2 separate regions of the Homo sapiens genome follow, and region 1 is linked to region 2. A link is an interaction called in ENCODE POLR2A ChIA-PET data of the cell type or tissue named here. Cell type or tissue: PC-9. All regions are shown on one strand. Each heading gives the region's core, and the rest is flanking DNA. Links, peaks and the distances in the headings are about the cores only.

What was found. ChIA-PET counts read pairs that join two places held together with the same protein. Peaks named below come from ENCODE experiments on the same cell type or tissue, not always from the same donor. Only the 100,000 strongest peaks of a DNase experiment are listed, where the experiment ranks them.
Region 1: POLR2A ChIA-PET joins it to region 2 with 6 read pairs; 3 of 35 experiments call an interaction of 5 or more read pairs at or near these places.

What each region holds. Positions count from the first base shown.
Region 1 is chr2:112,060,712-112,066,092 of GRCh38, forward strand. TMEM87B (transmembrane protein 87B) reads left to right here. Exons shown (of 19, transcript NM_032824.3): 3 at 3,451-3,542. Among named protein-coding and RNA genes, the nearest start is that of TMEM87B, 8.1 kb to the left of the region's middle. RefSeq lists a silencer at 1-77. In PC-9, for the core only: no CTCF peak of the experiment used is centred there; no DNase peak of the experiment used is centred there; H3K27ac peaks cover 927 bases.
Region 2 is chr2:112,490,783-112,496,163 of GRCh38, forward strand. TTL (tubulin tyrosine ligase) reads left to right here. Exons shown (of 7, transcript NM_153712.5): 3 at 3,361-3,593. Among named protein-coding and RNA genes, the nearest start is that of TTL, 11 kb to the left of the region's middle. In PC-9, for the core only: no CTCF peak of the experiment used is centred there; a DNase peak (open chromatin) is centred at 3,279.

The sequences.
Region 1 (5,381 bases), core at 218-5,217, 430 kb before region 2:
TTTTTAGTAAAGATGGGGTTTCACCATGTTGGCCAGGCTGGCCTCCAACTCTTGACCCCAGGTGATCCACCCACCTCAGCCTCCCAAAGTGCTGGGATTACAGGCATGAGCCACTGTGCATGGCCCACAAGAATGGATTTTTCTGATCTTCTTTCAGAAAATGTAATGTGAATCATTTTATGAAAATTATAATTAAAGTCTAATAGACGAACAAAAAAAATTTGTTTTTTGTGAAATTTAACTTTGAGTCTCAGATTTTTAAAACTAGATAAATTGCTTTTACGAATATATGAAATGTCATGATTGTGATAAACCCTTTATGGCCTTGAAAATTTTCAAAACGTACATATCCTCGTAAGAAGTAAAAATTGCTGGACAACATTTTAATTAGAGTTTTAAGGTTGATAAAAGTTAAAATATTCATTAGGTAGGGCCTGTCTTTTCTGTGTCAATACTGAGATACCAGAACTACCAAGGTTTTTTAAGAATTTCACTGGATTTTCATTGGATCGTATTCATTGTGGCCCAATTCCTCTTATTGTTTCCAGTAACCTAACTAGGAAAATTGGTTGCCAGAGTTAAAGTCTCAGGATAAGGAGCAGTTTTTTGCTGGGTAGAGCAAACTGGCTTCTACAGGATCCAAAGTCATGCCTCTTTCCTTTCACACAACAGATCATGCTCTGCTCATTTGTTGGGGGCAATTCTTCCTTTTATGGGTCTTTCCTGAGGGAAGTCAGGCTAGCCAGCAGCTAGAAAGCAGAGGTGGTTTCAAGCAGCTCTGTAATATCAATCATCAGTTGTGATAAGAGCTTGGTAAGAGGAAATTGAAGTCCAAGGTGAGAGAGAAAAAAATTTTGGCATCTGTTTATTTAATGAATTCATGTCTCAAAGTCTAGACAAAGGATTTAAAAGAATCTCAGTCTGGTGCTGACAAAAAGTTATATGGAAAAAAAAGTAACGTCAGCCACTGAAACAGAATTTGATTTTTAAAAATCATTACAAATGCCTGAGATCAACATATGAGTAGACTACAATCAAGACGTTGTTATTAACTTATCTAAAGAAAGAATGGGACAGCATGAGGGATTTAAGAGCAAAAGCATAATAAAACTAGGGTTTAGTCAGGCAAATGCTGGTCATGTCCAACAGCATTGTTGGGGGAGAGGTTTTCTTGAACCATGACCACAGCTATGACATGGGGCTGGCAGTTGTGGATATAGCATCCACCTGAGCCTCCTTGGTCTGGTGCCATGCTCACCAAACCACCTTCTCATCCGTATTGGGCCTCCAGGGAGGCATGCTGAAGGGAAAGAGTTGATCATTACTAGTCCAGTTTACGGTTTCTGTTCATTGTAAGTGAGTAATTGAGTATTCTAATTTATACATCTACATGGTAATCATGAAAGTGAGTAATTGAGCATTCTAATGTACACATCTACCATTGGGAAAGGGTGAGATGAGAATCTGTGTTTTCACAGAGCCAGATTTTAGTGCTTGTTAAGCTAAGGACTGGTCCCTTGGATATATGTCGATGCTGTTTGGGAGATCAGATATCTGGCTTTTTTAAGGCAACCTCTCTTCTGCTGTCTCATTCAAGTCATGTGGAGCCTGTGCTAAAAAATATCTCAATGTAATTCACCATATTAACAGAATATAAGAAATGAACCATATGATCATCTCAAAGTATACAGAAAGAGCATTTGAAAAAAATTCAACACCCATTCATGATAGAAACTCAAAGAAAGTTAGAAATAGAAGGAAACTTCCTCAACCTGATAAAAGGCATCTATGAAAAATCTGTAGCAAACATCATACTGTCAGTTCTTCCCAGATTGATCTATAAGTTCAGTTTAATCCCAGCCAAAATCCAAGCAGGCTTTTTGTTTGTTTGGTCGGTGCATATTGTGAATTTCACATTTTTGAGTGCTGGAGGACGTTGTAGTCCTTTAACAACTTTGTTCTAGCAGACATTTAAGTTCCTTGTGGGTCAGTTTGATGCTTTCCAGTTTTCTTGTTAAGTTCTTTTAGGATGGTTCTGCAGTAGCCTTTTGTCTAGGGCAAACTTAACAGTGCTTCTGTGGTGTGGTCTTTCTGCTTGTCTTCCAAATACCTGGTATATTTACTGAGGCCTTTCCACTCTGGCTAGTGGAAACTCAAACAGTTCCCAACTCTGTGTGAGCTCTGAGAATTGTTGGGCTTGTTCCTATGCATGGGCAGGCTGCCCTTCAGCCAGAAACTCCAGGGGATCACTATGCAGATTTCTCTTTCTCTTTATGTAGCTTCCATCTCTTGGGTACTGTCCCCCAGAAAATCTACCAGCCTCAGTTTGTTGAACTTGAATCTCTGGTCTCAGTTTGGTTTCGCTCTTTGTCATTATCAGCCTTTGAGATGTCTCCCAGTGATCCTTGCTTCCTGTTATTCATGATCTTGTGTGGTCCTCTAACACATTTTATCAGAGTTGGTCTGAGTGACTGATAGAGCATGGTGGAAATAATGGCACATCCCTTCTGAGGCTAAGTTATAAAAGATACTGTGGCTGCATCTTTGCTCTCTCTAATCACTCACTCTGGGGTAAGCCAGCTGCCATGTCGTGAGGACGTTCCCAACAGAGCTCTCCTTAACTCCAGACTTAATGCTTTTCAGTCTGCCTATTTGTGTCACTCTCTTACCTGGATCATTCAAAAGAAAGGCCAAACTCCTCAGCAGGGTCTAAGACCTCATGAATTTTCCCCAGCACTCTTCTCCAGCTTCAACTCTTTCTCCTTTCCCCAGCCTGTGTTCTAAGCATAGCAGACTATTTTCAGGGGTCATACTCATGCTGTGCTTTCACTCACCCTGGGCATTTACATGTTTGGTCCACCCTTCTCTTCACCAGGCTAACTTCTGCTCTTCCTTCAAGTTACAGGTCTCCTCCTCCAGCAAGCTTACCCAGAACCCATTCTTCATGCTCTCCTGGGCTATGATAGGTGACCTGCTCAGTGCTCCCTTGACTATTCTCAGCCTCTGGGACTACTGAGAGTGCCTGTTTAGTTGTTAAAACTCACTCCTCCAGTACCTCTTAAGTCATAGACAGGCATTGTTCTTGTTTACCATCATAGCTCACAGGATGGCACACAGGATGGGGCTCACTCAGTATATTTTGAATGAATATGTGAGTGAGAAAAATGTTTGAGAGTGAAATAAGCAGTGACTTAGCATATCAGGCCACTCAGTTTATTTAATTTTAGACTTATACGTGAAATGAGCAGTATTACAGCAGCTTTTGGTTAACTGTAACAATTTAATGAATTTATCTGTCTCACTTTACAGTGACTTTTTGGAGAAATTAGCTAATGTTTTACTCATTGTTACATTAAAGTAGCCTATTTTTAATTGCATTCTCAAAACCTTAAGTTTATATTAGAGTGTATGTATTATTCATGTAAAACAAGACTTTCTTTTTCTAAACAGTTAAGTCATTCCATTGTTCTGGGCCTGTGAAGTTTACCATAGTGTGGCATTTGAAGTATCATACCTGTCACAATGAGCATTCTAATCTGGAAGTAAGTAAAACACAAGTTTTTAATGTATATAAAGCTATGAAGGAAAATTATGGGTATAAAGATTAGCTCATCAAGCGAGGAGGCTAGAAATAGAGATTACAGTTTTAGAAGTGCTACAGATTAATTTTGGGACTTATGGCAATAAACCAAGTTACATGCTGAGAATACTACGAGCTTTTAGTTGCCTTGTATGATATGAAAAATGTTAGTAAATGTTTAAATTCAGGCACGTAGGAGTCATTGATAAAGACGCATACATACAAATAAATGCTTAATTTGCAAAAGAAGTTTAAATATTTCACTTTTTAAAAAAATTATAGGGAAACTAGAACTGTATTGAGTACAAGTAGATTTAGTGAGCACAAGTAGATCGCAGAAAGAGGTGAGGAGAAGAAAGGAGGTATCTGGGGAAAGGCAGAGGATTCTGAGAGAGAAGGAGAAAGTGGCTGTGCTGAGCAAGGCTTTTCCTGCACCTGGCTGTGAAGCCTGGGTTTCTTCCTCCTGGGATGTGCACTGGGCTCTCAGCAAGGTGTTTCTCTTGATGATTCTCGTGATAGTTGCTTGGGATTGTTTCCTTTTCAGATTCTCTGTTACCTGTTTGGCTTCTACCTTGAATAATATATGGGTTTCCATATCTTTTTAAATTATATATGTATATATGTATATATCTATACATATACATATATGTGTACATATACCTATACATGTATATGCATGTAAATACATATGAGATCTCTCTCTGTCACCCAGGCTGGAGTGCAGTGGTGCGATCATGGCTCACTCCAGCCCTGAACTCCTGGACTCAAGTGACCCTCCTGGCAGGTTGTCTCAGGTAGCCTCCAGAGTTTCTGGGATTATAGATGTGAGCCATTATAGCTGGCTTTCTGTATTGTTATTAGTATTATATTTCTATTTGGATTGAACCATGCCATTTTCCTTGAACTGCCTTTTTGGCTTCATCTCTAAATATTTTACACCTTCACACTAAATACTTCAATGTAAATTTCCTAAGAACAGAGATATTCATTTATTTTTTTCACAGTATAATTATAGAATTCAAATTTAACACTGATAAAATGCTATTATATATAAACCTTATTAAAATTTTGCAACTGGGCAGGGTGGGTCACACCTGTAATTCCTGCGCTTTGGGAACCTGAGGCGAGAGGATCACTTAAGCCCAGGAGTTAAAGACCAGCCTGGGCAACAAGTGAGACCCTGTCTCTACAAAAAATTAAAAAATTAGCCAGACACAGTGGCATGTGCCTATAGTCCCAGCTGTTCGGGAGGTTTAGGCCGGAGGATCCCTTGAGCCCAGGAGTTTAAAGTTGCAATGTGCTGTGATTGCACCACTGCACTCCAGCCTGGGAGACAGTGAGACCTTGTCTTCAAAAAAAAAAAAAAAAAAAAAAAGTTCACCAGTGTCCCAATATTGTCTTTTAGAGCAGGCGCCCCCGCTCCCCCTGCACACACACTCCACACCCCATACCGGAACCAATTCAGGTTTGCATTTCATTTCCTTTCCTTGTTTTTGTTTTTAGTTCCTGATAATCTGGATTTCCCCCCTTTTTGGTGTGTCATGGCATTGATAGTTTTGAAGTGCACAGACCATTTATTTTTGCAAAATGCCCCTGAATTTGAATATTTCTGATGTTTATTCATGATCAGATTCAAGTTATACATTTTTGGCAGGAATACCACAGAATACTGATTTGTCTCATTTTTGGTGATGTTAATTTGATCAGTTGGTCAAGGACATATCTGCAAGATTTTTTCCATTCCAAAGTTACTACTTTTCTCTTTGTTATTAACAACAACTTGTGAGGAAAAACTTTTGAA
Region 2 (5,381 bases), core at 204-5,203:
GGCTGGTCTTGAACTCCTGACCTCAGGTGATCCACCTGCCTCGGCCTCCCAAACTGCTGGCATTACAGGAGTGAGCCACTGTGCCCAGCCATAAATCCATATTTTAATACAACCTAACTGAAGTCCTATCTGTCATGATAGAAAGAAATTTTTTGCATGTAGGTAAAATTCTGTGACAGATGTAAGAGATTTTAAAATATCTATACTATGAGTTTGCGTGTGTGTGTGTGTTGGAGTCTCACTCTGTCACCCAGGTTGGAGTACAGTGGCACGATCTCAGCTCACTGCAACCTCCGCCTCCCGGGTTCAAGCAATTCTCCTGCCTCAGCATCCCGAGTAGCTGGGACTACAGGCAACTGCCACCACACCCGGCTAATTTTTTGTATTTTTAGTAGAGATAGGGTTTCACCGCGTTAGCCAGGATGGTCTTGATCTACTGACCTTGTGATCCGCCTGCCTCAGCCTCCCAAAGTGCTGAGATTATAGGCGTGAGCCACCACTCCCGGCTGAGTTTGATATTTTTTAAGCTGCAATTTGACAGCATTTTATCATACATTTGGAAATCCTTTGAGGCAAAACACCCAAAGTATTAATTGGACAGCATCTTTTATGTCACACAGTTCACCTAAAGCTAAAGAAAAATACTTAATATTTTTCAAATTTTGAGTCAATCTTTGATATTGTTAGAAAGGTTTTGTAGTCTGTGGGCAATTGTGACTCAGCTGAAGATTGTTCATTTTTTGTAAATTATATTTTTAAGTCTTTTCCTTAAAATAGTTTTTTAAAACTACATTTGCATCTAAAATGGTTTTCTTTTTGTGTAAGAATCCAAGCCATTTTATAGTTGCCCAAAATTATAAACCCAGACTCTGTAAAACATTTGCTTAAAAAATGTGTTGGATATTGTGATTTTAGCCACTAGTTTCATTAATTTTTTTGAGCATTGAGAGGAAAATACTTATCAAGTTTATTATGTATTTGCTAAAAATGTCTCCTTTACACAACCGTTTTTTCATTTTACTTTTACCATAGCCTATTGCAGTCACCATTTCTTGTGAATCTGTGGCATACCTCCTTTCAGTTCTTTTTTTTTAAATCTCTTACTGTCCTTGTCATAGTTCTAGCTTCTGTGTCCCTACTCAATTCCACGTCAGTAGTATGCCTTCGTTTTAAATTTAAATTTTTGTCCAAATATTTTTTTAACTAGGAAGAAATTCTATTTCACCTTAGTCCCAATTGTGGTATTTGTAGCTAGCACTGTAATTCATGCTCTCTGCATAGTAAACATATCATAATGTTTCATCACTGCACAGAAATCACTTGATCTGAATCAATCTATTGTCCCTGAATAGAATAGCGATGTGTTTGTGTGTGATACTAGAAATGACACATGGCCCTGACGTGCATGCTGCGATACAACAAGAAAGTGAAGTATTATCTCACCATATCAATAAAGTTGTGCTTAATGGAAAAATATTTTATAATGCATCCGTTTTTAAATTAAAGGCAAATTAAATTTTAGGCCTGACCCAGTGGCTCATGCCTGTAATCCAGCACTTTGGGAGGCTGAGGTGGGTGGTTTACCTGAGGTCAGGAGTTTGAGACCAGCTTGGCCAACATGGTGAAACCCTGTCTCTATTAACAATACAAAAATTAGCTGGGTGTGGGCCGGGCGCGGTGGCTCACGCCTGTAATCCCAGCACTTTGGGAGGCCGAGGCGGGTGGATCACGAGGTCAGGAGATCGAGACTATCCTGGCTAACACGGTGAAACCCCGTCTCTACTAAAAGTACAAAAAAATTAGCTGGGCGTGGTGGTGGGCACCTGTAGTCCCAGCTACTGGGAGGCTGAGGCAGGAGAATGGCGTGAACCCAGGAGGCAGAGCTTGCAGTGAGCCGAGGTCGCGCTACTGCACTTCAGCCTGGGCGACAGAGCGAGACTCCATCTCCAAAAAAAAAAATTTGCTGGGTGTGGTCACGGGCGTCTGTAATCCCAGCTACTCGGGAGTCTGAGGTGGGAGAACGTTTTCAACCCGGGAGGTAGAGGTTGCAGTGAGCCAGGATCGCACCACTGCACTCCAGCCTGGGAGACAGACTGAGACCCCGTCTCAAATAAAAAAAATAAAAATAAAATAAAAAATTAAACTTTAAATTCAGTTCCTGAGTCACACTGACTACATTTCAAATGCTCAGTAGCCACTTGTGGTTGGCTAGTGACCACTGGATGGGACAATGCAGATACGGAGTTGAACTTTCAGTGAGTTAAAAATTTATTTATTTTGTTCCTTCAAGTTCAAGTAGCTTTTCAGTTCTTTCCCTTACGCTTTAAAATAAATTTGTTTTTAATATCTATCTACAATGTCGTTATTTCCACCATTTGTTCACAGACTGGGTTTTGTAGGTGAATCTTAACATGGACTTGGCATGAACAGTTCTGTTCTAAACAGAAGAGGGAGCACAGCTCAGGGAAGGCCAGTGCATGTCTGTGGGCAGGTTCCTCCCTGTCTCTGATTCCTGGGGAGTAAGAGCAGGTTTCCAGTTAAGACTTGGGGGTTTTGTAGTAGCTTGAGCTGTTAAAAAAAAAAAAAAGACTTGGGAGTTCGGGCCTGCATGTTGGCTGGTCCTCACTACCTTTATGATCTCAGGAAGTTTACTTCTCCATGACCCAGTTCCTAATTTGTGAAATGTGATGCCAGTGCCTCTAGCTCCAGGGGTCTGATTGCAGAGTAGATGCAGAGGGAAGCCCCTGTGTGCTAAGTGCCTTGCCTGACTTTATCTTCTGTGGTGTTATGGTATTTGGGGAGCAGGAGGTATATTTCACTATGACCACTGGTGTCCTATGTTCCGTTAGAAAAATACCTTTTTTATTCTGTCACCAAAGCCAGCCTGAGCTAAAAGCAAGAGCTTTAAAAAGTCTTTAGATAATTCAGATTCCTACGTAGCCTTTTCTCCCATAGAGAGTTGGGCCAGGATAGTCTTTTTGCTACTTAAATTTTCCTCTCTTCCCCATTTCATTTTTTTAGTATGGGTATGGTTCAACAACATATTTGTTGAAAAGATATCGGCTCAGGATTGTGTCCGGTTAAGTTTCATTAGAGATGCATTTTAAAAGGAGCATAAGTGTTGGACATTAAGCCTTTTGAATTAATTGGGGTATGCCTTTCAGGTTGCATCTAACAGCTGTGCGCTCCCCAATAACGCATTTGAGCTTTGTCCAGGGAGACTAAGAGCAAATAGAGATGTTAGAAGACTGAGTCATGCTTTGCCTCCCGGAAAGTCTCTGGGGGAAAGGAGTGGCCTTTCTGAAGGGAGTGACAAAGTGCACTAAGAAGGGAGGCTGATCCTCTTCTGTCATCTGCCAGGCTAATCAAGACAAGCCCTGAACTGGCTGAGTCCTGCACATGGTTCCCTGAATCTTATGTGATTTATCCAACCAATCTCAAGACTCCAGTTGCTCCAGCACAGAATGGAATTCAGCCACCAATCAGTAACTCAAGGACAGATGAAAGAGAATTCTTTCTCGCCTCTTATAACAGAAAGAAAGAGGATGGAGAGGGCAACGTTTGGATTGCAAAGTCATCAGCCGGTGCCAAAGGTGAGTTGGCACTGCTGTCCCCTTCTCTATTCCTGGTAAGTTGCTATTGTGATGTATTTAGATGAATGACCCTATTTTAATCTGAATCATCGAAGGTTGAGACCGTGTCTAGTTACATAGTTATAAATACCCATCTATGTACTGATGCCTTCTAAATGTCTATCTCCAGTATGGTCTTTTCCTTTAAGCTCTAGATCCATTGACACCCTCACCATCTCTAAAAGGCATTTCAAACTGAACACATCTGATACAGAACTTTTCATTTCCTTCCCAACTTTGCCCACGCCAGCCTGCTCCTCCTTCACGCTTTCCACTTAGTATATGATCCCACTATTCACTCAGTCTCTGAAGCTTAAAACCTAGGATTCATCCTTGACTACTGTATTCTTTACAATCTACTCCTAATGCATTAGCAATTCTTGCTAGCTCTACCTTCAAAATATATTCTGAATAGACTATTTCTTGCCGTTTCCCCTGCTTCCCCTCTAAATCAAAACCCCCATTCTTTTTACTGTGTGTAACTGCCGAGCCTGCTCTCAACCAGTTCTCCTTCCAGACAATAATGTTTTCAAAACGTAAATCTAATCATGTTACTTCCTACTTAAGACTTACCAGCTGGCTTCCTAATGCAATTAGAATGAACTCCGGATTCCTAATGGTAGCCTGCACCATTTGACATTTGCCCATATCTCTGATCTCATCTCCTTCTATCCTCAGCTTTGCTCTCTGCACTGTAGACACAAAGACTGCCTAGTATCTCTCGAATATTCCAAACTTGTCTCTGTACCTAGAATGTGCTTACATGGATTGTTTTGTTTCTCTTACCTCAGTTGCTGGCTCCTCAGGGAAGGCTTTTCTAATCTAAAATAGCCTCCGTGTCCATTGCTTTCTTTCCCTTTCCCCTGCCTCATTTACCTCCTGACATTAACCTTTTCCTGGCACTATACTACTTCTCTGTCCATCTCTCCTATTATTCTGTAGGCTTCACACAAACACAGACATTCTGTCTTATTCATCCTTGTACCTTCCTCATAGGCAGTCAACAAATATATGTTGAATGAATGCATGTAAGGGGTAAGGTTTATAATGTTAACTCAGGCTGAAAATAGAGGCAGTTCCCAATGTAATGAACACATAAACAATCTCTGTCTATGTTAATGCCCTCATACGCTCTTTATAAAACCATTCTGGCTGGGCATAGTGGCTCACTGCCTGTAACCCCATCGCTTTGGGAAGCCGAGGCGGGCGGATCACAAGGTCAGGAGATTGAGACCATCCTGGCTAACACGGTGAAACCCCGTCTCTACTAAAAATACAAAAAATTAGCTGGGTGTGGTGGCGGGTGCCTGTAGTCCCAGCTACTCGGGAGGCTGAGGCAGGAGAATGGCGTGAACCCGGGAAGTGGAGCTTGCAGTAAGCTGAGATCGCACCTTCAGCCTGGGTGACAGAACAAGACTCCTTCTCAAAAATTAAAAAAAAAACCATTCCATTTTGAACTCACTTCTTGTATTGCCTTGGAAGACATCTAGCCATTGGTACTCATTTCTGTTCCGGGTCGAAGGGACCTCACCTTCTTTTCCACCAGCGATGAGACAGGAAGGCCTCAACTGGTATCCCTGAAAGGGGGAGAGTTGGACTCTTGCCACAAGTCAGGTATCTCACCTACTTCTCTCTCCCCTCTTGTGACCTTTTCTCAACTACTGCCCCCTAGTGTGGTTCCAATGGTAAATGACGGATTTGGAAGAGGAAATAGACATCCCTTCTCCTGTGGGTTTGGGATTGGAGTCA